Regions from separate parts of the Homo sapiens genome. Here regions 1 and 2 are each linked to region 3. The links are chromatin contacts, found by Hi-C or POLR2A ChIA-PET in ENCODE. All regions are on one chromosome and are shown on one strand. Each heading gives the region's core, a stretch centred on a gene start or an enhancer-like site at or near the end of the contact. The rest is flanking DNA. Distances are from core to core; before and after follow the strand shown. Region 1 overlaps MYOM1 (myomesin 1). Region 2 overlaps MYOM1 (myomesin 1). Region 3 overlaps MYOM1 (myomesin 1).

What was found. A loop is a pair of places that touch in the nucleus more often than their neighbours do. ChIA-PET counts read pairs that join two places held with the same protein, here RNA polymerase II (POLR2A). Pooled maps may share reads with other maps.
Region 1: a map of endothelial cell of umbilical vein shows a loop between it and region 3 (4-fold over the local background). The contact joins two enhancer-like sites. A Hi-C loop is called at or near these places in 9 of 168 maps with a recorded cell type or tissue (CD4-positive, alpha-beta T cell, Caco-2, IMR-90 and 5 more) and 10 of 50 pooled maps. POLR2A ChIA-PET finds 5 or more read pairs at or near these places in 10 of 52 experiments (BJ, GM10248, HCT116 and 5 more).
Region 2: a loop to region 3 is called in a map with no recorded cell type, with 5 times the contacts of the local background. The contact joins two enhancer-like sites. A Hi-C loop is called at or near these places in 1 of 168 maps with a recorded cell type or tissue (Right ventricle myocardium superior), 1 of 37 single-sample maps with no recorded cell type and 3 of 50 pooled maps. POLR2A ChIA-PET finds 5 or more read pairs at or near these places in 2 of 52 experiments (PC-3 and activated naive CD4-positive, alpha-beta T cell).

Annotation. Positions count from the first base shown.
Region 1 is chr18:3,080,598-3,083,297 of GRCh38, forward strand. All of the region lies in intron 33 of MYOM1 (myomesin 1), which reads right to left. Among named protein-coding and RNA genes, the nearest start is that of LPIN2, 69 kb to the left of the region's middle. Within about 2 kb of position 1,299, at least 2 of the 41 ENCODE cell types and tissues checked have a DNase peak (open chromatin) inside an H3K27ac peak, as active enhancers do.
Region 2 is chr18:3,176,745-3,179,444 of GRCh38, forward strand. All of the region lies in intron 5 of MYOM1 (myomesin 1), which reads right to left. Among named protein-coding and RNA genes, the nearest start is that of MYOM1, 42 kb to the right of the region's middle. RefSeq lists enhancers at 1,056-1,175, 1,196-1,585. Within about 2 kb of position 1,352, at least 14 of the 41 ENCODE cell types and tissues checked have a DNase peak (open chromatin) inside an H3K27ac peak, as active enhancers do.
Region 3 is chr18:3,128,128-3,130,827 of GRCh38, forward strand. MYOM1 (myomesin 1) reads right to left here. Exons shown (of 38, transcript NM_003803.4): 18 at 1,105-1,392. Among named protein-coding and RNA genes, the nearest start is that of MYOM1, 90 kb to the right of the region's middle. Within about 2 kb of position 1,349, at least 2 of the 41 ENCODE cell types and tissues checked have a DNase peak (open chromatin) inside an H3K27ac peak, as active enhancers do.

The DNA of each region.
Region 1 (2,700 bases), core at 49-2,548, 48 kb before region 3:
CGGGAGGCGGAGGTTGCAATGAACCGAGATCACGCCATTGCACTCCAGCCTGGGTGACAAAGTGAGGCTCCATCTCAAAAAAAAAAAAATTTCCTACCTAAAAGCTTTTAGCTTTCTAATATTTAGCATTTTTAATAATATTACATTTTTTAAATAACATTATTTATCTAAAAAGATATTAAAAATAAAGATGCCATAAAATGTAAAGACAGATTTTGGCATGAGCAATAGATGTGTCTTAGAGAGTTAAACAGGGCCGGGCGTGGTGGCTCACGCCTGTAATCCCAGTACTTTGGGAGGCCGAGGCAGGTGGATCACGAAGTCAGGAGTTTGAAACCAGCCTGGCCAGCATGGTGAAACCTCGTCTTTACTAAAAATACAAAAATTAGCCAGGCATGGTGGCACACGCTTGTAATCCCAGCTATTTGGGAAGCTGAGGCAGGAGAATTGCTTGACCCTGGAGGCAGAGGTTGCAGTGAGCCGGGATCACGCCACTGCACTCCAGCCTGGGTGACAGAGTGAGACTCCGTCTCAAAAAAAAAAAAAAAGAGAGAGAGTTAAACAGAAAGATTGTCCTCTGCTTTGCTATAATAAATCTGTTTTAAATCTTTAATCTCTGGGTAACATGAATAAGGGTACCTTACATCTGTAATGTGCTTCCGATGGAATAGGTACTATTGGTCCTATTTTATATAAGAGAAAACTGAGATTCAGAAAATTAAATGACCTGTCTAAGATCATAAGGCAAGATAGGAACAAAGTGAAGACTAAAATCCGTTTCAAGGGTTTTTTTCCCCTCTATGCCACATACAGACAGCAAAGACCATCCTTATCCCTGAATGTCATAGGTACACGGAAACACAAGAGACATAATTGATTGACTAGACCAAATAATTAAGATACTTATGCTTTGCTGGCCTAATAGCAATTTCCTCAAAACATACTTTCAGTGTTCTCATTTTTGAACAAGTTAATTCTTTTAGAGAAGATATAAAGCTTTTTGATTGATGATTCAATGAATTTTACTTCTCTCATTCTTCAGACTGATATATTAGAATGTCCTAGATGCCACAGAGGAATTTCCTGGAATTTGATCTATTTTAGCTAATAATTACTTTCCTAAAATGTATTCTGAAAGAAACAGAACAAAGGAATAAGCCCCAAGCATTCTACATTGGAATTTTACTAATTCTCATTTTTATGACTCAGGAAATAATAAATCATAATACTAACGAAAACACTGTTTTATATAACAGTAAAGTCATCTTAAAGAAAACACAAATGGCTGCTTTGTGGGGCCTGGCTCTGGCTAACTGTTCAATCTAGCCCAGTGGTCCCCAACCTTTTTGGCACCAGGGACCGGTTTCATGGAAGACGATTTTTCCACAGACCAGGTCGGGGGTGGGTTTGGGGATGACTCAAGCACATAACATTTATCATCAGATTCTTATAAGGAGCGCACAACCTAGATCCCTCGCATGCGCAGTTCACAATAGGGTTCGCGCTCCTATGAGAATCTAATGCCGCAGCTGATCTGACAGGAGGCGGAGCTCAGGTGGTCATGCTCGCTCCCTCGCCCACCACTCACCTCCTGTTACACGGCCCAGCTCCTAGTAGGCCACGGACTGGTACCGGTCCATGGCCTGGGGTTTGGGGATCTCTAATCTAGACTTCACACGGCTGGAATCCAGTGGCAGGTAGTACCATGATGAACCGGGCTCTGGAGCCAGGCTGCCTAGGCTCAGCCTTGACCTACCTCTTAGCTGTGTGACCTTAGGCCGGTCACCTCCCCGAGCCCTAGCTCCCTCATCCCTCAAGTGAGGAGCACCTACCATGTAGAATGGTGAATGTGAAATGAATTCACATATGTAAAGGGCTTTGAGCAGTGCCCCCCATATTGTCAATGCCACTGAGGGTACAGTGTAAGGAAACTTATTATCTGCACCCTCCTGGGGATGCCATGTGACCTTCTTCTCAGTGGGGCTCCTAGGAACATTTGCAGTTTGGAACATTTGCATCCTGAAGTTGGACTGAATGTGGCTACATTCCATTGGATTATCTTTGCCAGGCCTCCGTTCTCTTTCAGCTCAGGATATTTCAAGGAAACACAGAGGTTAAGGACACTGTCAAGAGTGTAAATGGGAGGCCTGGTTTGATTTGGAAACTGATTTCAGCTCTTGGAATCCCAGAAGTGAACTTGAATAGAGTCCCTGTATAACTGCACAGAGGTTCAAACTCACCTTCCCCAAAGTCAACTTGAGATCTCCAAAGCCTTCTGAGAGTGGACCAGAAACATGCTAATGTCTCACTCTGCCAGATGCTATAACAACAACAATAATCTTGGGCACTCGTTGGATTAGGCTTCTTTGGTGAATGCCCATTCATTCATATCATGGGAAATTTGGTGCCTCCTGGTGCACACTGCTTCATTTCTGTTCCAGACCACAGATGTGTTAACCGTGTGTATAGAAAGAAAGGTAAGAATGTGGCTCCAGATGCCTGGCACAGCAGAGAGAGCCCAAGCATGACTGTCTGGAGGTGGAGGCTGCATTATAGAGATGTCTATGAATTATGGTACTTCTTAAATCACAAAGAAAGATGTACTGTAACTATGACTGGCCTCAGCATGTACATGTTGAGGGAAAGAGCTAACCTCACAGTAACAGAATGCCTTGGATGTTTATCTCCTGGGCTCACCAA
Region 2 (2,700 bases), core at 102-2,601, 49 kb after region 3:
GGTAGCACACACCTGTAATCCCAGCTACTCAGGAGGCTCAGGCACAAGAATTGTTTGAACCCAGGAGGCGGAGGTTGCAGTGAGCTGAGATTGTGCCACTGCACTCCAGCCTGGGCGACGGAGTGAGACTCCATCTCGAAAAAAAAAAATTTGCAGTATATAATATGCACACTTTTTGTGTGCATGTTATATTATAATTTAAAAGGTTTTAGGCCAGGCATGGTGGCTTATGCATGTAATTCCTGTAATCCCAGCACTTTGGGAGGCTGAAGTGGAAGAATCACTTGAGGCCAGGAGTTTGTGACCAGCCTGGGCAATAAGCAAGACCCTGAATCTACAAAAACTACAAAAAATTAGCTGAGTGTAAACCTGTAGTCCCAACTACTTTGGAGGCTGCAGTGGGAGAATAGCTTGAGCCTGAGAGGCTGAGGCTGCAGTGAGCTATGATCGCACCACTGCACTCCAGCCTGGGCAACAGAGTGAGACCGTGTCTTAAAATAAATAAAACAAACAAACAAATAAGCTTTTTAAAAATAAATAAAACAAATAAATACATAAATAAGCTTTTTAAAAAGTTGACCACTATTGATGTAACAGAGAGGAAGGCTTTCTGTTGGGGGTTTTATTGCTGGCTATCTGTGTAGGATGAGAGCAAAACATTCTTCCTGCTAACATTCTTGCATGTTGTTAGAAGCAATATCATTATTATTATTATTATTATTATTATTATTATTATTATTATTTGAGACAGAGTTTCACTCTTGTTGCCCAGGCTGGAGTGCAATGGCATCATCTTGGCTCACTGCAAACTCCACCTCCCGGGTTCAAGTGATTCTCCTGCCTCAGCCTCCCCAGTAGCTGGGATTACAGGCACCGGCCACTACGCCTGGCTAGTTTTTTGTATTTTTAGTACAGATGGGGTTTCACCATGTTGGTCAGGCTGATCTCGAACCCCTGACCTCAGGTCATCCACCTGCCTTGACCTCCCAAAGTGCTGGGATTACAGGTGTGAGCCACTATGCTCGGCCTGCAATATCATTGTATTGAACGATCATTATATTTAAGTGTTTTATTCAATGTCATAAACAAACATGGCTCTTGCCTTGGAAGAATTTATAATATAAATCATGAAAGGAAACTTCTGACAAGTAAGAGCTGAAAGCCTCCCTTTTTCTGACTGTTCCATATCTGGTTAAGCCTCACAGCCCTCGGAGAGTGGACTACGCAGGCGGGCCTCTCCCTGGGACCCTGTCTTCTGGGTCTGTACGTGGCGCCTGGATTCTTCACCACTTCCTCATGTTCTCAGTAGCCAGTGGCTATGGTGCTGGACCAGGCTTTTCTACTTAAACCATTTTCTGCCCAAAAGAGGAACTGGGTTTCACTTGTTTCCCTTTCAGACAGCCCACTTCGCACGCACAGATGACGTCAATAACCCTGATTAACATAGCTGACACAGAGAATTGACTATGAGCCAGGCAATGCTCTAAGCGCTTTATGCATACATTGGTAAGTTCAGTTCTCACAACCACCGTATGAGATAGTGCTGTTTTTAACCTCATTTTCCAGATGAAGAAACCAAGGCATGGGGGTTTCAGGAACTTGCCCAGTCACACAGCCAGGAACAGCAGAGGAGGGATTTGAACCGGCAGCCTGGCTGCTGACCCACATGATGCTTCCATTTTCCAATTGTTCTGTCTGCATTTCATTTCTTCAGACTTGTGGACACGATCATAAGGAGGTTTGGGAGTAGGGAACATGATGGAAAGGGAGAGGAAGGAAGAATACTGGCTTCAGTCAGCTCCTTCCTTTCCCCAGCTCTCTCTCTCACATACACATACACCCCTCCGTCCCTAAAGCACGTTATTCATTTTCTACACTTAAAACAAACAAACACTCTCCTCCATATAACAGAACCCGAACTCATCCTTCAAGATTCAGATCAAATGCAACTTCTTCAATAAACTCTTCCCTAAAATATGACACAGTATGAATCGTTCCTGCCTCTCTGCATCAGGGTTCCTTGCTTCAAGTTACTAAATATAACATTTATCAAAATTATGGTTGGATATGTGTCTCTTCTATTATGTTGCCAAACCTTTGAGGTTGGGATTGTGTCTGATCCACATTTACTTTTTTTTTTTGAGACAGTGTCTCGCTCTGTCTCCCATGCTGGAGTGCAATGGTGTGATTATAGCTCCCTGCAACCTCCACCTCCCAGGCTCGAGCAATCTTCCCACCTCAGACTACCAAGTAGCTGGGACTACAAGTGTGCACCACCACACTCAGCTAATTTTTTCTATTTTTTGTAGAGACAGGCTCTTGCTATGTTGCCTATGCTGGTCTTAAACTCCTGGGCTCAAGCAATCCTCCCACCTCGGCCTCCCAAAATGCTAGGATTACAGCCATGAGCCACTGTGCCTGGCCTGATCCACATTTACTTCTATTCCTACTCCTGAGGAAGAATGAGTCATGGGCAAACAGCAGGCGCTCAGAATTGGTTAAATTTGGTTGAACAGAATTAGCACGTAATGCAATAGATTAATTGTAGCTTCATAATTTTTTGTCTGAGAGAACAGAGTTCTGACAAGCATATATGTCATGATATGGATGATTTTATTTTAAATAAATAGCGATGAGGTCTCACTATGTTGCTCAAGTTGGTCTCAAATTCCTGGGCTCAAGCGATCCCCCTGCCTCAGC
Region 3 (2,700 bases), core at 99-2,598:
GAATGAAGGCTTTTAAAATAAAATACATTTATCTCTTCTCCACTTACCAACCTCCTTTATTCCTCACATTTTAAAAAAGCTTTCTCTCTCTCCCTCTATTTCAGAGCATTGTTGAATATGTGCTCTCAAATGAATATCTCCTCTCGAGTTGAGGGACAAAGAAAGGTGTCATAAAACAGAGGAGGTTATAGAAGTTGGGGTGGGGTTAGAAAAAAGAACTGGATGAGAGGCATTTAAAAATTTATCAGCACATGTGCTTCAGTTCATTGTTGTTTGATAGGAAAAACAATGTCTCCTAGGATATATTAGCCACAGGTACCAAATATCCTAATCAGATCATTCTTAGCCTACTGATAAATCATCTTAAATAAATCACTTCTGGGAATGAGGATCATATATCATACAATATAGCTATATGTGATTATAATTTTAACTTTTAAACTTTTCATGGTAACTCAAAGATATATTTATAGCTGTTTTTTTCTTTTCTTTTTTCATTTCAAAAAGTAGTAGGTAAGTAGCTATTTAGATTATTATTATTTTAGAAATTTTTAATCTTTTTATATACTTTTTTCACTTAAAGTATTTAATTTTCCAGTGTTGATTTTTCTTGCAAACTATTTAAATTAAATGTGAATAATCGCTTAATAATCTGAGGATGAGCAAGAAGGTAACAACTATGACCCTGGTACGATGTCACCTTCTTTGTGAGATCTTTCTCCTCTACATGTTCCAAACATGACTATTTCAAAGGACCTCACACAGGCTAGCAGTACCAAGTCCTGCTCTCACATCGAATTCTCTTAGCAAAATCAGGCCAGAGGTGTATCTGCCTGACAAACCAAGAAAGGCTCTATAACCAAATTACTTGAAACATTCTAGCATCATTAAGCACCCAAAATGATGTGTACAAGCCAAACCCATAGACAATTACTTTTCCAAGTCATCAGATGAAAGTACACATTTCAGATGGCTAGCTGAAAACACATACAATAAGAATGGACATTGATGAAAGCAAACATGGATGAAGGATGTGATGTAGACGATGAGAGGTGAGGACAGTGATGGAGACGGATGGAACAGCTTCCCTTTCTCAACTCTCACCTCTGTCTGTCTTCTTTTTCAGGGGGTCAGACTTACTTTTCCCCTGAGGAGCCGCTTTCTGTGGTGGCGGGGTAAGCTCTTCCTGAACTGTTTCACTTACTTTACTCACTTCTGTTTGGCCCAGGTTTTGAGAGCTACTGGGTAGTGAAGGTTTGTTAGGTTTGCTGCCAAGCAAAGCATCTTTCTGGAAGGTTGGCGGGGAGGCTTCATGCACGCGCCCCCTGGAGGCGGTTAGTCCACCAGGCTCATCGCTCAGTGCGGGACACACATCTGGAGACACTCCTCCCCCTACAGTTGCCAGACAACAACAGAAACGCATTGAGCCCGGACAGAGTATCAGCTGCTCTTATAGGATAGAACAAAGAGAAAAACATTAGGACCACAAGCAGAACAAAAACAGTCTTGGCTTAAAGAAAATCGCTCACATTTGCAAGAAATATGGAAAGACTACATTTCACACAATATACGCCAAGGAACATTTCACCTTCCCCGTATTCTGGAAAAAGAAGAAATGAGAACAAAGAAGCCAAAGATAGAATAGGAACCATTTCGATTTGCAGAACCCAAAGGGCTTTTAGTATATATAAGGAAAAGCAAATCTTAGACACAAATATTGAGAGATGTAAGCCCTATTATTCAACAGAATGAAAAAAGGACTATAAAGTGCACAAGAGACATCATATTAAAGATCCTAATTTTATAACACCTCGAATTATGTGCAGTACTACAATAGTAATGGTCTGTACCTCTCAACCTCAAAGAGACATGTTTAGAATGGTTCACATTATAAGGAATCTTCCTTCCTTCGTTTTCTTTCTTCTTTTTTTTTTTTTTGGAGTCTCACTCTGTCCCCCAGGCTGGAGTGCACTGGCGCAATCTCGGCTCACTGCAACCTCCACCTTCTGGGTTCAAACAATTCTCGTGCCTCAGCCTCCTAAGTAGCTGGGATTATAGGCATGCACCACCATACCCGGCTAATTTTTGTATTTTCAGTAGAGACAGGGTTTAGCCATGTAGGCCAGGTTGATCTCAAACTCCTGACCTCAAGTGATCCACCCGCCTTAGCCTCCCAAAGTGCTGGGATTACAGGCGTGAGCCACTGTGCCCGATCCCTATGTTATAAGGAATATGAAAAAGCTATATGAGATGCTAACTGAAGACAATCAATATTAAATCAGCTTTTTAAAAAACATGCGTTACTATATAATAAATTTTATTTTATTTATTTATTTATTTCAGACACAGGATCTTGCTTTGTTGTCCAGGGTGGAGTGCAGTGGTGAGATCATAGTTCACTGCAGCCTTGAACTCTTGGACTCAAGTGATCCACGTGCCTCAGCCTTCTGAATAGCTGGGACTACAGACATGCACCACCATGCCTGGCTAATTTTTTTTATTGTTATTTTTAGAAATGGGATTTCACTATGTTGCCCAAGTTGGTCTCAAACTCCTGGACTCAAGCAATCTGCCTGCCTCTCCCTCCCAAAGTGCTGGGATTACAGGTGTAAGCCCCCGTGCTCAGCCCACAAATATTATTTGTATTGTTTCTAACCACCTGGGTCCCTTTTCTACTTTATCCAAGATTGGGAGGTACAT